Regions from separate parts of the Mus musculus genome. Here region 2 is linked to region 1. A link is a loop called in an ENCODE intact Hi-C map of the cell type or tissue named here. Cell type or tissue: heart. All regions are shown on one strand. Links, peaks and the distances in the headings refer to the core of each region. The heading gives the core; the rest is flanking DNA. Region 1 overlaps Itprid1 (ITPR interacting domain containing 1). Region 2 has its middle 18 kb from the start of Gm34441.

Region 1 (8,344 bases), core at 240-8,239:
ATAAATTCATATACTATTCTATTTTCAGAATATTTATCTAGACTGAAATTGTAACTTGCTTTATTTCAATATCCTGTGTGGCTAACTGTTCCTGGAATATTCATTGCATTAAGCTCACACTCCGTTGGCCTCTTGACCCCCTCTAGGCAGAGGTATATCATGTGGAGGAAGGAAGAGAAGGGGCAGGCATACTGGGTCACTCCTTGGCATGATTACTCTGAAGAGTTCTTTTTAACAGTTTCCAAGGGTCATGCCATTCTTTAAAGAAAACAAGCAGAGAAAGCAGTATGCTGTAACTATGTAGAAATAGAATGAGAATCTGAAGGCCTCCATGGAGAAGGCTGTTTTTACTCAGTTACATATCAGGAAACCATTTCCTCAGATGACAGAAGATGTGTAGAGTTGTGTTAGCTGTGTTTTAAAGTGGACATATGATGCAATAGTTCATATAAGCTAAAGCTCAAATGGAAGACAACAGTTTCTGAATAAAGATATGGCCAAGGTCCACCAAAAGAGGGCAGCCTGTGTGAGGGGATGGTAAGGTGTCGTTCAAAGACCTGCAGCTCCACTAATGTCATACCCATGACCATTAGTATTCCCCAAAGAGAAAATGCCAAAAGTATCAATGACTATGTCTGAAATCATAGAATATACCATAGAAAGTTGAATAGCTGAGGGAAAATTGTCAATAAACACTGACTAGGAGCATAGTCAATACTTTCAATTGTTTGGTATTCGATATCATCAATGGAAGATGAGCTTTAATTTTTACTTTAACTTTTATTTTTAAATAACTTCTTATACAATATAGTTTGATCATATTCTTTTTCCTCCCCTAACTCCTATGACATCTTTGCTCCTCTCCCCTCCCTTCCTCAACTTCATATCTTCAAGTTCTCCCGCCCCCCTCCCTCCTTTCCTCCTCCCTTTCTCTGTAAAAACAAAATACTGACCACGTGTTCTTCCCTAGGAATGTAACTGATATATTCTTTGACTGCATTGAAGAAAACTATCCCTGCCCCCGGAAGCTGTCACTATGCAAATAGTTCCTTGTAAGACCTTGTGCAGGTCTTGTGCATGATGTCACAGTCTCTATGAGTTTATATGTGAATCAGCCCTATTGTGTCTAGAACCTGCTACCTCTTTGGAGTCAAGAGGGTTCATCAACCTTGGCTTCTACAATCTTTATGCTTCCTCTTTCATGTAGATCCCTGAGCATTGAGTGATGGAGTTTGATACAAAGGCACCATTTAAGGCTCAGCATTTCAAAGTTTCTCACTCCCTGAAAACTGTCCAGTTGTGGGTGTTAATTAGTATCTAGTGTCAGAAAAAGTTTCTGAGATGATAGATGAGCCATGCACTGATCCAGTATAACAACATGTTATTAGGAGTTATTTTATTTCTATGATGTTCATTTAACAGAATAATACTTCGTTTTATGCCCATAACCTATCTATTCTCAGGTTCTTGACAATATCAGACGCAGTTTCTATCTCATGGAGTGTGTCTAAATCTAATAAAAAAGTTGTTGGTTATTCCCATAACATCTGTGCTACTATTGCACCAGAGGGTATATCTTGAAGGCAAGCCACTGTTGTAGTTTACAGAATCTGTAGCTGGGCAAAATAGTAAAAATTTAAGATGTCATTAATTCAAGAATAATTCACAAAACATTAAACTACTAGGAAACTAAAAGTTGTTTTTCCAAGTTTCTAAAGAACATAAAAAAAAGAGGGCTTTATTTAGAGACAAAACAAATGCTTACACATGCACACACACACACACACACACACACACACACACACACGCACGCACACATCTTAAGGATTGACTATAAAAAATTCATAATATACTATTTAAACAGAAGGAGGGTACAAAGTGGGTAGTACTACTTTGTTAATGCATACAGGTTCACAGGAGCTCAATGAAAGTGCACTGGGCTAAAATACACAGATATATATAGAAATACTTGTCTTCCCACATGATTAGATAAAGATATTTTTCATTTTCTAAATTGTCTTCACCGTTGTGTACTGTTTTATAATAGTGAATTAATTAATACTTAATGGTATCAAGCCAAATAAATTTACTTTTAGAGAAGTACTTTTTTTCCAGTGACTAAGAAATGTAGCTATTCTGACTGAAGAGTGGAGGAGAAACCGCTAAACCTGGAATAATAGAACAAGGAAAGGGAAAAATTCACAGCTTGCAAAGCATCAGCTGAGGGCTCACGGGCACTCTCAAGTGTGCTGCAGAAATCCTCCATCGGAAAACCTGAACTCTCTAGAACTTCTGGCACGAGTGAAGGCATTGACATGTTTCAGATAGGTTTTTCAAAACCCATGAACATACTATCTCTTCTTCATGCATATCTGGGATGAGACCTGAGGTCAGGAGAGCAGGCATCTTTGCTGACACTGTATAGCATCTAGGGCAGTATAAGACCTGAGGGGACCCAGTGCACATTCTAGGGATGAAGGGTCCCACAGGAACATCTGTAGCCCTGCCTCTGTGCCCTGCACTTCTCACTGCATTAGCAAGGAGTTGACTCACAGCACGAATGTGTGGGACGCCAGAGATGACACAGAAAGGTTTCCAATGGAAGTCAAGCTATCATTGACAGAATGAACCTTGAACGCGTAGGAGCCAACACAAAACTTAGACAAGAATAGCTAATAAGGAAGGCTCTAGAAGGTCCCCCACGGTACCTAATTGGTAACCCCATCTTGACTTATGCGGGGATCTGAAGACAAAACCATAAAGATGTTCCGAAGCATTTGAAATGGCATTCTAAAAATGCCTCCGTGATAGCCACTCCAGCCCAAACAATCCTCGCTGCTTCCTATTGGGCAAAGCCGCCGCTCTTCATCTCAGGTTCCAAGCCCCTCCTGGAGCCCTTTGGTTTTGCGTCATCTGTAAGTCCACACAAGTCCTAAGACATGTGACTCAGCCTTACCCCTGAGAGGTCACAGACTTCCTACCCTGTGACAATGAATGAGAGAGACACTTGGCAATTAAATAGGTAATATCGAATCTATTGATGTAGATGGTTAACCCCAAAGTTCAAGGTTGGACCATGTTTTCTTATTCTGTATGATTTCTTCATGTTCCTTGTCCCTGTAAACCCTGTTTCTTTTCATCTCTTTACAATTTACATTTCAACTCCTTCCCCTCTTTTGTTTCCTGAGATGCTCTACACAAAGACTATTTTCAATGCAACTCAGGTGCTTTTACTATTGACACAGTCCAGAGAGAAGGCTTCTTCTATTGGAAGGTCTTGGCAGAGCCCTGGCTCCTCCGTGGTTGGTGTAATGCTGCCATCTGGTGGTTACTTTGACAAAATGCCTAAGGCATCTTTCCCTTGGGTAGGTAGGCCTGTTAGCTCAGTACAAAGGTGAAGTTTGCAGGCAGGGCTCACCCAGCTGAAATAGTAAAATCTAAATTCTAGAAGGCAGATTTGCACTGTAGAAGTTAATTTCTAGTTGCTATCAATGCTATCCATCACAGTCATGAATTGTGTAAACAGTGAGACTGAATTATAATAGTTAAAATGATGTTCCTTGGGAACTATCATTACATGTTCTTAGATTTACACATATACTATTGGGCATTAACCTCACTCGTCAGAAGCCCAATATAAGAGAATAACAGTTCCTACATAGGAGAGACAGAATCCAAAGCTGGTAGATGTGGCTATAAATCTGCCAGATGAGTCAGTTGGGTATTCTAATAGCGTGTTAGCTAAATATATTATGAGTTTAGCCTCTAGGAGCCATGGGATAGTCAGAGCTGGTGAACTATCAGTTATTGAGAGCAAAATGAAATCAAGCAGAGGTTTGGGTGGTGAGGGGTGTCATTTATCTAGTTTTGGTTTAGAACAGGGACCAATGAGAGGGGAAGTTTGTATGATAAAAATTTTCTAAAAGAAAAAGAAAACCTTCAGGAAGCAAGGTGGACAAAAACAAAACAAAAACAAAAATAAAAACAAAACAAGGCCTCCACTTAGCAGAGTGGACCAAAGCTCCTTGGGAGAAGGTTCCCAGAAAAGGTCCGCTGGCATAAGCTCCAGTTCTCCTAGGCGTGGCCTGGCAGGCTTCAGGGACTGGGTGGGATGGCCCCCTGAGATAGCGCTGCTTCCATTACTCTTCAAAAGCCATGTTCTTGTACCGGAAGTCAAGCCCTCCTGCCTGGGTGTTACCTTGAGGATGTAGCAGTGATAAACGATACTCATTTGTATCTGTCTGTTTGCTTAATAATCCATCATAGCTATCCCAGACTAGGGGATTTCTCATACTTTATCTCTTTTAACTACTACAGCCCTAAGGGGAAGTTTAAAATGAGGAAATCGAGAACTTAGCTGCTGGTAGTCCCTGAAAACACTTTATAAGGGGCAAAGATCTTAGTCTCCTAAAGAAACTAAGCCATCTGTAAATTGCCCCACACATTTCTTATGTCTCTTAGAATGATTCAGGATGTACACATTTGACTTCTAAAGCAAACAAAAACTGAAAATCCTGTTCGTGAGAGCATCATGCTCAACTCTGTTGTTCAGTCACACCATGAAAGGGAAATCTCGGTTTGGTCTTTTGTTAAATTTAATTAAATTTGAGAGATATCACTTGAGTGAGATTTAGCAATTGTGTGTCATTTTACAGGGATACAGTTAATGAAATGTAACTGTTGTCAATACCACAAATACACACCCTTTAGAACAAATGACTCCTACAGTGTAAAGACACATCACATTGTGCCTGTAGCTGTTTACAGTACGTCCTCCTACTCAGAAAAGCTCCATCTATCTGCAAACCTTAAACTGTAACTATTACAAATGTGTTGAATATATGAAAGATGTAGACTTTTATCTTTGCTGTTCTTTAAGCAACTTTTATATACCATTTAAATTATAGTAGGTATTGTAAATAATCCAAGATGATTTTAAGACGGAAGGACAGTTGCGCATACGTCACATGCAAATATCGTGGTATTTTGTGTGAGAGATTTGAGTAGCTGCAGTTTTTACTATTCTGAGGGATGGAGTTCCATGAAACCAGTCACCTACAGATCTCAGGACCAAAAGTATTTCCATTTGGATCAGGTTGTTAGAGACTAACCAGTTTATGGACAGATTTTGGCTTAGTGGCAGAACATTGCTTCCTCTGAGCATGGCAAGGATAATAGCAGCCATCAGCCATCATACATCACACTGATGGCTCCTGCTCCAGAACAAGAATCTTGAAAATTGTTCTGGAAAAGTGAGTAGCAATAGTGTCCAGGTGATGCCTAAAACACTTCACTAAAGCAAGTGGCTCCACATCCTGTTTTGCCTCCCCTGCCCTGAGTCTTAAATCCTCTTACTTAGGAATTTTCTCTCTTGATGCTATAGGCCAGGGGTGATGAAGGAGATGTGGAAGTTAGTCCTGCTTACTGAATATCTACAGTCAGGGCCTCCTGAGGTGAAACAGGCTGTCGGGGGACCTAAAGCACATATGGTAGCTTGAAGTAGGAAGCTCATGTAGAAAGTGTTCAGGGATGGTCTGCTCACTTACCTGATGAGTAGATGGGCTCTATGTAAAGTAGTCAGGGCATTGTGTGAAAAATATTAGAAAATCTACACAAAGCTTTTACACTGTTATTATAACAATTATCACATAATTTACAAACATTACATAAATTACAAAATAGGTGATTTACTTCCTAACTTCAAAAGTACCCGGAGAAGTTGTTTTGTTTTGTTTTGTTTTGTTTGTTTGTTTGTTTGTTTGTTTTTTCAAGACAGGGTTTCTCTGTATAGCCCTGGCTGTCCTGGAACTCACTTTGTAGACCAGGCTGGCCTCGAACTCAGAACTCCTCCTGTCTCTGCCTCCCAAGTGCTGGGATTAAAGGCGTGCACCACCACGCCCAGCTACCTGGAGAAGTTTTTTAAAATAATATTTTTATTTTATTACTTTTTGAAATTTCATACATCTATGCAATGTATTTCGATCCTATTCACTCACCACCTCTCTTCAGTGTTCCCTAGGATCCACCCCATCTCATTTCTTTTGTTGTTGTTAGAAACTCCCTGAGTCCAACTAATGCTGCCCACATGCAGACATCATCTTCTCTCCCCATTCTCCTTCTCTCCACTAAAACTTTAACCTTGAAAATTACCCCACTTGCCTTTCATGTTGTCTATGTTCAGCTGACAAGTTATAATGCTGGTTGAATTTGATTTTAACAAGATCAACCAGCTCTTAAATATGTGACACAAATTAAGTATTATAAAATAAATCTCTATAAATATGTGACATACAATAAGACAAAAAGGCCACCAAAAGATTGGGAAAGGATCTTTACCTATCCTAAATCAGATAGGGGACTAATATCCAATATATATAAAGAACTCAAGAAGGTGGACTTCAGAAAATCAAATAACCCCATTAAAAAATGGGGCTCAGAACTAAACAAAGAATTCTTACCTGAGGAATACCGAATGGCTGAGAAGCAACTGAAAAAATGTTCAACATCCTTAATCATCAGAGAAATGCAAATCAAAACAACCCTGAGATTCCATCTCACACCAGTCAGAATGGCTAAAATCAAAAATTCAGGTGACAGCAGATGCTGGCGAGGATGTGGAGAAAGAGAAACACTCCTCCATTGTTGGTGGGATTGCGAGCTTGTACAACCACTCTGGAAATCAGTCTGGCAGTTCCTCAGAAAACTGGATACAGTACTACCGGAGGATCCAGCAATACCTCTCCTGGGCATATATCCAGAAAATGTCCCAACCGGTAAGAAGGACACATGCTCCACTATGTTCATAGCAGCCTTATTTATAATAGCCAGAAGCTGGAAAGAACCCAGATGCCCCTCTACAGAGGAATGGATACAGAAAATGTGGTACATTTACACAATGGAGTACTACTCAGCTATTAAAAAGAATGAATTTATGGAATTCCTAGGCAAATGGATGGACCTGGAGGGTATCATCCTGAGTGAGGTAACCCAATCACAAAGGAACTCCCACAATATGTACTCACTGATAAGTGGATATTAGCCCAGAAACTTAGGATACTCAAGATATAAGATACAATTTGCTAAACGCATGAAACTCAAGAAGAACGAAGACCAAAGTGTGGACACTTTGCCCCTTCTTAGAAATGGGAACAAAACACCCATGGAAGGAGTTACAGAGACAAAGTTTGGAGCTGTGTCAAAAGGATGGATCATCTAGAACTTGCCATATCCAGGGTTCCATCCCATAATCAGCTTCCAAACGCTGACACCATTGCATATACTAGCAAGATTTTGCTGAAAGTACCCAGATATAGCTGTCTCTTGTGAGACTATGCCGGGGCCTAGCAAACACAGAAGTGGATGCTCACAGTCAGCTATTGGATGGATCACAGGCCCCCCAATGGAGGAGCTAGAGAAAGTACCCAAGGAGCTAAAGGGATCTGCAACCCTATAGGTGGAACAACATTATGAACTAACCAGTACCCCAGAGCTCTTGACTCTAGCTGCATATGTATCAAAAGATGGCCTAGTCGGCCATCACTGGAAAGAGAGGCTCATTGGTCTTGCAAACTTTATATGCCCCAGTACAGGGGAACGCCAGGGCCAAAAAGTGGGAGTGGGTGGGTAGGGGAGTGGGTGGGGGGGTATGGGAGACTTTTGGGATAGCATTGGAAATGTAAATGAGGAAAAATATCTAATAAAAAGTATAAAAAAAATACATTGTATGAAATTCCCAAAGAACCAATATTTAACATATTGTTTTTAAAAAAATTCAACTGTATCAAAAATAGCAATAAATTTAGTATGTGGGTGTCTAAAAAAGAATATGTGACATAAATTATCATAAAATAAATCATAAAAATTATTTATTTTTATTTATTTATTATTTATAAATATTTATTATTTTCATTGATAGTTAACAACAAATATTCTATTACTAGTATTAAATGTTCTATAAAAATTGAATGTTATACTTGGGTGTTTACTTGATTGGCTCTTTCCCTATAACCTGCTCTATGTTATAATAATTCTTATTTTCATACACTCAAAGGGTTTTTGTAATAAGCCCATTGCTATATTATTATCATTTTTGTTAACATAGTCAATTTCCCCCCAAAGTAGGGATCAAACACAGAATTTTAACAATGCTAGGCAACTGCTCAACCACTGGGTTTGCCCCCAGTCTTCACTTATCTTTGAAAGGAGTTAAACCTTTTTAAATGTGTGTTTGATGCTTCCTTTCAGGCTTTTCACAGTCTGGCCTCCAAAGGAGTCACTTCCCTATTTTCCCAGGATTATTTTCAAAGATAATTCTCCTTCTGCTTTTATGTTAAGTGTATATAAT
Region 2 (8,344 bases), core at 138-8,137, 430 kb before region 1:
CATTTTGTATACTGCTTCTACACTCTTGGCTTCCTTTGCACTACAGAAGCTTCACAGTATGGGATCCCATTTATTAATTGTTAGTCTAAATACTTGTGGTAAAAAAGTTTTGTTCAGACATTTATGTCCTGTGTTTTTATACCCAGCTGTGATATATGAGAGCTTCAGCTGTGTTATGTTCTTGCCAGCATTTCATGCTGTTAGGGTTTTAAAGAGCTGTTTGTCCTTATCCTCAGGAGATATGACTGAATACCACAAACTGTACAATTTATTGAAGTCTCATACCATGGTTCTAATATATTTCATTTTCTGGTGGGAGTCTTAGGAGAGGAACTGAGAGGGAAATGAATACATACAAAGAATGGCTGAGGGCAGGTCTAGGTCTGCTTCTAATACCCCACTCTCTGGTGTCTTATGCACAAGCATTAATCCTTCCATAAACATGAGGCCATTTTGACCTAATACCTCTAAAGTCCCTGACCACATCTATTAATACTGTGACATTGGCTTCTGAATGGAGGACAAACCATCTTCCAGATACAGCGCTTTCTTTTTTTTTAAATTTAATACAATACTTTCATTAATTCTTTGAGAATTTCGCACAGTGTATGTTAATTATATTAATATGTTACTCCTTACCCAGACTCTTCCCAAATCCATATCTGACTCCAAATCTTCTCCAAACTTGGTGTCCTCTTTTTTTTTTTTAAACCCATGAACTCCAATCTTTGCTGCCTATAAATTCCTGGGGTGGGTGGGCCCACTGGAGCCTGGTTGATGTATAGGGGCTCTTAAAGAAAACTGACTCTCCTTCCCCTAGCAGCCATCATGTGTCAATAGTACCTCAGCAACAGGTATGCCTGTGGGGACTCACGAGTCCCTCTTCTTGCCTTGCTGGAATGTTTATTTATTTGACCTTGTACAGTTTCTGTGCTGGCAACTATAACTGTTGTGAGTTCATGAGTAGTGCTGTCATGTCCAAAAGTCACTGTTCTATTCTAGTCATCCCCAAACTCTGGTTCTTCCTGCTCCCTCTTTTGTGATGATCCCTGAGCACCTGTTAGTGTGTGTGTGTGTGTGTGTGTGTGTGTGTGTGCGCGTGCGTGTGCGCATGTGTGATCTAGCTGTCTCATTTGAGGCTGAGAACTAACTCACTCACTCTTATATTCTTTATACTTTGATCAGCTGTGAGTTTCTACATTAATCAATGTCCACTGTGCAGAGAAACTTCTCTGTTGGGACCTGAGAGCTGCAGTAATCTATGGGTCCAGAGATATGGATTTAGAGAGTAGTTTGATGCTATGCTCATTCAGTAGAATAACAATAGTAAGTGCACCCCTGAGGTTGATGGTCCCCAGCCATAGGTGTGCAGCCAGGTTTACACTACTGCACATGCATTTCCTCTTATAAAGGTGGCCTTAAATCCAGTCAGAAAGGGTTTGGTTAACCCTATAGTTACATACCACTATTACAACTCAGGGATCCTTTGCTATACTGGTGATTATTGTAGATTATTGTAGTTCACAGGGTTCACAGGTGGGTAAGACTCTTGCTGGATTCCTACCTCCAGACAGCCTACATAGCACCTTCTAGTACTTTAATAGCTAGGCAGCCAGGATGAAGCTTCCTAGTCAATGCCAACTTGGTTTCTCCATGTCCAGTGATCAAATTGTGTGGAATCTTCAGCAATGGATGCTACAGTCAATGTCAGGTAGGAAACTAAAGAGACTCACTGGTAATAACCTGTGGGGAGAACATAGATGTCCAACTACTCATGGTAATGACCATGTGGTACATGTACACAAAGGAGTTTTATTCAGACATAAAGAAAAATGAAATTAAGAAATTTATAGGTAAATAGGTAAAACTAGGAAACATAGAGTTAACCCAGACCTGGAAAGAGAAAAGATGCAAAGTCCTACTCATATGTGAATCCTACCTTTGAATCTTTAGATCTGTGTGTTTAACCCGGCACGCCTGCAGAAGCCACAAAACCAGAAAGAGGACATTGGTGGGCAGCAAAGGGGATCTTTTTTTTTTTTTCCATTTTTTATTAGGTATTTAGCTCATTTACATTTCCAATGCTATACCAAAAGTCCCCCATATCCACCCACCCCCACTCCCCTGCCCACCCACTCCCCCTTTTTGGCCCTGGTATTCCCCTGTACTGGGGCATATAAAGTTTGCAAGTCCAATGGGCCTCTCTTTCCAGTGATGGCCGACTAGGCCATCTTTTGATATATATGCAGCTAGAGTCAAGAGCTCCGGGGTACTGGTTAGCTCATAATGTTGTTCCACCTATAGGGTTGCAGATCCCTTTAGCTCCTTGGCTACTTTCTCTAGCTCCTCCATTGGGAGCCCTATGATCCATCCATTAGCTGACTGTGAGCATCCACTTCTGTGTTTGCTGGGCCCCGGCATAGTCTCACAAGAGACAGCTACATCTGCGTCCTTTCAATAAAATCTTGCTAGTGTATGCAATGGTGTCAGCGTTTGGATGCTGATTATGGGGTGGATCCCTGGCTATGGCAGTCTCTACATGGTCCATCCTTTCATCTCAGCTCCAAACTCCGTCTCTGTAACTCCTTCCATGGGTGTTTTGTTCCCAAATCTAAGGAGGGGCATAGTGTCCACACTTGGAAAACAGTAGAAGACACGTAGTGTGAAGGGGGGGGGGCAGTGTGGAGAAAGGCCTAGGTGGGAAGAGAGGTAAAAGGGCATGGCATTCATCTATTCATGCCTAATCCATTCTTCATCAGATGTGATTTACAAATATTCTTCCCAGCCTGTCTTCATTTCTCTAACAGTATGTTTAGAATCAAAGTTTTATATTTTTACAAAGCTGAGTGTCTTAAATTTCCAGGTTGTTTTTCCTAATTTTGTTTTCAGGGGGTATTTTTTTGTACAGTAAGAAGTAGGAAGTTTTTGAAGAATTTTAAGCAACATTTTGAAAGAAAATTAAAATAAAAATTGGTTCAATTGTAGACAATAAAATGATTGGAGTAGAAGGAAATTTTGAGAAAGAAAAGTTAGCTGTTGAAGTGAATTGAATGTGAAATGGGGGCTTAGGGAGCTCTGAAAAACCACTGTTTAATGCATTAAAATGTCACCTCTCTGCTCAGTTGTAGAATGCCATAGTAGAGAGCTCTATACATCCAAGGCAAGAAGACTCCAAATGGAGTTGTGGAGACCTCTGACTCAAGGGTGTCTTCTTTGCTCAATTCCATGTAGCTCCCTTTCAAATGGATTTCTTCTTGTGAATTTTAGTTTCTGAGTCAGGAAATACATTTTTCTACAATGTATTCTTCCAGTAATGATTATACCAGCTCAATATCCTTAAGGCAGAAATTCCAAGTCATAAACGCTTCCCACCCAAATCTGAAAAAAAAATTAAATGCCACACTCATGCCAAATTGTTAAATTGCATAAAATTGTCGTCCCCCAAGTAAGTTTGAAGGGTGTTACTGAGATAGACCAGTGGGGGAGGTGCCTGCCGTCAAGTCTGAGGATCTGAGTTCAATTCCCAGGACCCACATGGTAGACGGAGAGAACCGGCTCCAGCAAGTTGTCTCCTCATGTCAGCATTCCCTTCATAAAATAAGTAAACAAACAAACAAACAAACAAAAACATAAGAATCAAGAAAAGGAGTGAAGATTTGCCTTCAGGTTTTATATCCGAGGTGCATAAGAAATGACACACATCTTCTGTGGTTAGAATTGGGTCTTATGTCTTAGATATCTTGTTATGCGTATGTAAGAACTCTAAACCCTGAAATATTAGTTAAGATCCGTGCTATTCAACATGTATCCATTAACGCTTGCTTTATCACAAACCACTTCAAAACCCAGGGTCCTAAAATCACTATCGTTTACTTAGCTCAGGAATCTCAGCATTGACTTCTGGGATGTGGATCAGCAGGGACGGACCTCTTCTGGATTTTGCTGGATCCTCTTGCGTAGCTTGATGATTTTGGCTGAGCATGTCATATCTCTGCTTCACCAGGGTAGCCCAGGCCATTTCCTCAGAAGCTGATGGGAATCTAAGAGGTTAGAAATCTTTAAGCCAAACCTGCTGGAGGCCCAGGCTCAATCAGAAACTAACAAAATCATGTCAAAATTAATAAAACTATGTCAAAAGGCAGCAATGTGGAGGGAGGGATGATGCCCAGTCTCTTTGGCAACAAATGTATCTGAGGCATGGGCAATTTTGTGACATTCCTTGGAAAGAAAAGTATCCCAGAGACCCTTCTTTTCAAATTTGTAGTGATATAATTACATGAGAGTCTAACTTTTATTAAATTTGTCCTTACATGATTAGGGTCTTTAAAAAATGAGGCTGATTTAGGATCTGACGTGTAACTTCCAATTTCTGTTCTTCACATAAAACTGAGCAGCAGCGATATTTTCATAGGCTTCGCGTTGCCACAAGTGTTAAGTAACGATTGACCCTCCCTGGAGTTCTCTATTGGGGTACTTGCTGGAAGCTGCTCCAGTAATTTTCAGCAGTGCTTTATCTATGAGATGATCTCCCTCTTAGCTGTGCGGGGCTTTCAGATGCATTAATATAGCTTAATATCTCTTCCTGTTGTGTATCTAATTAAAAGCTTGTTGGATTTTCAAAGAAGAATTCATACACCCAAGCACTGGTAATAAAGTCTGTTAATAACCAGGACGAAAACATCACCATGGGACAACAGCAACTAGACACAAGGGATCAGGCAAAGACAGCCAGCCTCCTGAGCAGGCCACTGCTGCCGAGGTGAGCAGAGGATCGGTGTAGGGGTGTGAGTCCTGTTCCGCTCTGGACCCAAGGGTCCAGGTTCTGGAAAAAGGAGCTCATAAAGCTGCCCATTTGCCTTCCAGCTTCCAAATCCTTCATTCTTTCAGGGCTGCCCTTGGCCTCACAGGTCTTCACAGCGGGTAATGCTGCACTAGTAAGAATTGGCCACCAGATGGCACCAACTCTGCGCTAAAGCGCTCTCGGACTCGCACAGATCCTATGGAAAGAGCTATTCAGGAAGATGGCCTCTCCCGGAATTCCCAGCAGCTTGCTTTTCTCTTCCTCTTTTCACCCCATTAAAAATTAGATTCCTTCCAGAAGCATTTTCGCATGATTTTGGAGTTAGAGGAAATAAGTGTGTGTGTGTGTGTGTGTGTGTGTGTGTGTGTGTGAGAGAGAGAGAGAGAGAGAGGGGGAGAGAGAGAGAGAGAGAGAGAGAGAGAGAGAGAGAGAGAGAGAGAGAGAGAGAGAGAGAGAGAGAGAGAGAGAGAGAGAGAGAGAGAGAGAGAGAGAGAGAGAGAGAGAGAGAGAGAGAGAGAGAGTTGTTGTTAGGCTATCACAGTAGGGATAGAAGAGAAGGAGTTTGTGGGATCACAAGGACTTTAAGGGCAATCCTTCACTCTTACAACGCTAGGGGGCAGCCTCTCCTGGACATTCATAGCAGGTTGCTCTCCTTATATCTCTCTTCAAGTCAAACACTGAATGTCTTTCTCCTCTCCAACCCCAAATTATGTATTTTATTTATTCTTTTCTTCTTCAACATAGGGTAGTGACATCTCATCTATAACATCTGTTACCCACATCGCTTTCACACTCCAAACTCCCCCCGCCCCCCCCCCCCCCGTCTCTGCACAGCTCTCACCCCCAAGCATACCTGTTGCCATTGACAACATCTCCCTCTGCTCTGCCCCTCAGCCTTCCTCTCCTCTCCGCGGTTGCTGAATGGCACTGCCTTTGTTTGACCATAGTTTGATTACACAGGCCTTGATATTGACACCAGGGATCCAGCCGTGACAACTGCAGCTGAACCCTTACAGATGGCTCAAAGTTGGTGAAAGAAACGGAAACTGTGGTGTTCAAATGGTGACTTTGTCCCATGGGATATTTAGCAACGTGTATAGACATTTAAGAAGGGACTTTCCTCCTGGTACCTACTGAAGAGAGGGCAAGACTCCTGCTACTTGTCTTAGGATGCACAACTTGCAACAACAGATTGTCCAGCTCTCAAATGCCACGGGTGCCGAGGCTTACTGGGGGCTGGTAATCACTGCAGGGAGAATGACAGGAGACTCTGGCATATGGAGTCTACTCAAGACTTTCTGGGCCGACGTGCAATACAGAAAGCTGTTGGGCCACTCTCTTAGAACAATAGACATTATTCTAAGGGTCATTGAGTGCCACCGGTGGGAGATTTGGAGCCTTATAACCAGGGAATGAGATGGCTCCGTTTAGTCTCTGGCTTGAATCAGTTCTTGACTGGACCCTATGGAGAATATACTGGTATGTGATGATACTTCTAAAATAAACCGGAATTAACCATATTTATTTATTTATTTTATTAAACGAATAGGTTGGATACACATCTTAAGATATTCTGAAATGTTATCATTCTTTTCTTCATGGTCAGTACTGTGGTTTGGGTAGCGACCCCCAAAGGCATCCATATATCAAGAGCTGTTGCTCAGCCTGCCATGCTAGGCATGGGTAGAATCACTAGGAACTGGGATTTGGTGGAAGAACTTTGCTTCCCAGGATGGGGTGGAGGATGCCCTTGATCTCTGGTTTCCTGGTTACCACGTGGTGAGCAGGACTCCGGTCCTCACTTGATCTTCCCTTTCTAGTTCTCTCCAAATCCAGCCATTATATATATTCTATTCCCTTTCCTAGGGACATCTATCTGCACTCCTAACTCTGCAACTAATTTCTGTGGCTCTATGGATTGTAGCTTGGTTATCATTAACTTAACAGCTACTGAAATATTTATTTTTTTTCAAGACAGGGTTTCTCTGTAGCCCTGGCTGTCCTGGAACTCACTTTGTAGACCAGGCTGGCCTCGAACTCAGAAATCCGCCTGCCTCTGCCTCCCGAGTGCTGGGATTAAAGGCGTGCGCCACCAACAGTTGTGTTTTCACTTCGTTAGCCTGGCAGAAGTCATCCACTGGTTTCACATCTAATATTTCTTTACCCTGTCTTATAGCCTTCTAAGAAGTGGTCATCTTTGCTTAGATTTACTATTGATATCATATCTTTAGTAGTTTGGAAATGTTACTATATTTCATAATTTTCTATTCCAATTGATGCTTCTCTAAAGAAATAAAATGAAAATTTCCAGAAAATGGCCATCATAAACTTACAAATTACTTGTACTTTTAGATGTTTTTCTTGACACAATCATGACATCTGCACACAATCATTTGTCAAAATGGGAAATTATAGTCACAACAACACAGAGACCCGAGGATTGCTCTCATGGTCTGTCACTCCCAGCACGCGATGATTCTGTTTTCAAACTGAGCTTAGATTAGACCCTTGTAAGTTTCTTTGACTCTTACACAGTTGTCTACATTTCTCTAACTAGATTGAAAACACATTTAAACAAATTGTTTATGTCTTATTCAACACTTTTGCCATGAAAGTTCTAGTTTTTTCTTAAGATTTCTTTCTTGGGGTATATAATGTTTCTTTCATATGTGGCTTAGTATTGCTGAAATAAAATAAGAGGTGACCAGGTTTGTAGAATCTCTGAAAAGTCAAGAAAGACAGAGCCAAAGCTTCACCAGCTGAGCAGCCAACAAGCTCACAGAGCCACAGACTTTCTCACAGGGTAGGGAAAACAAAACAATTCTATTACTTTAAGCATTTTTCATAAAGTCTAGAAGCAGCTTGTAGGTGCACATACATGTGTGTGCACATGTGTGTGTGCTTGCATGTGTATGTGTGCCCATTCTTTTTGTTTCTTACATTGAAGTCCTTGATTCATTTGCAGTTGAGTTTTATGTAGCACAAAATGTGTAGCTATGCAGTGTTATTGACACCATTTGCGGAAGATACTATCTTTATGTATATTTTGGCCTCTTTGTCAAAAATCAAGTATTTGTAGGACACATGGACACATATGTGGGCACTCAGTTCTGTTGTGTTGATCAGTGTGATAAATTATGTCAGTAGCATGTTGTTTTTAATCACTATTACTGCGATGTGTAGTATAATTTACAGTCATAAATGGTGATACCCCTAGCAGTTCTTTTTTTTGTTCAGGATCAGTTTGACTATCTTGAATTTATTTGTGGTTCCATGTAAAATTCAAAATTAGTTTTTCAATCTCGGGAAGGAACTATGTTGAAATGTTGATGGGAATTGTGTTAAATCTGTAATTGCTTTCTGTGGGATGGTCATTTTCACAATATTAATCCCACCAATTCATGAGCAGGGGAGGGTTTTCTATCTTCTGGTATTTTCTTCATGTTCTTTCTTTTTATTGGTTATTTTATTTATTTACATTTTAAATGTTATCCCCTTCCAGCTTCCCCTCCACAAGCCCCTTATCCCCTCCTCCCTCCCCCT

What was found. Peaks named below come from ENCODE experiments on the same cell type or tissue, not always from the same donor. Only the 100,000 strongest peaks of a DNase experiment are listed, where the experiment ranks them.
Region 2: it touches region 1 in a loop (12-fold over the local background); 26 of 42 quality-filtered maps call a loop at or near these places.

The regions. Positions count from the first base shown.
Region 1 is chr6:55,947,598-55,955,941 of GRCm38, forward strand. The region is part of intron 9 of Itprid1 (ITPR interacting domain containing 1); the gene reads left to right. Among named protein-coding and RNA genes, the nearest start is that of Ppp1r17, 66 kb to the right of the region's middle. In heart, for the core only: a CTCF peak has its summit at 3,321 (motif pointing left); no DNase peak of the experiment used is centred there.
Region 2 is chr6:55,515,026-55,523,369 of GRCm38, forward strand. No RefSeq gene overlaps it. Among named protein-coding and RNA genes, the nearest start is that of Gm34441, 18 kb to the right of the region's middle. In heart, for the core only: CTCF peaks have their summits at 4,924 (motif pointing right) and 5,445 (motif pointing right); a DNase peak (open chromatin) is centred at 4,946; H3K4me3 peaks cover 674 bases; H3K27ac peaks cover 290 bases.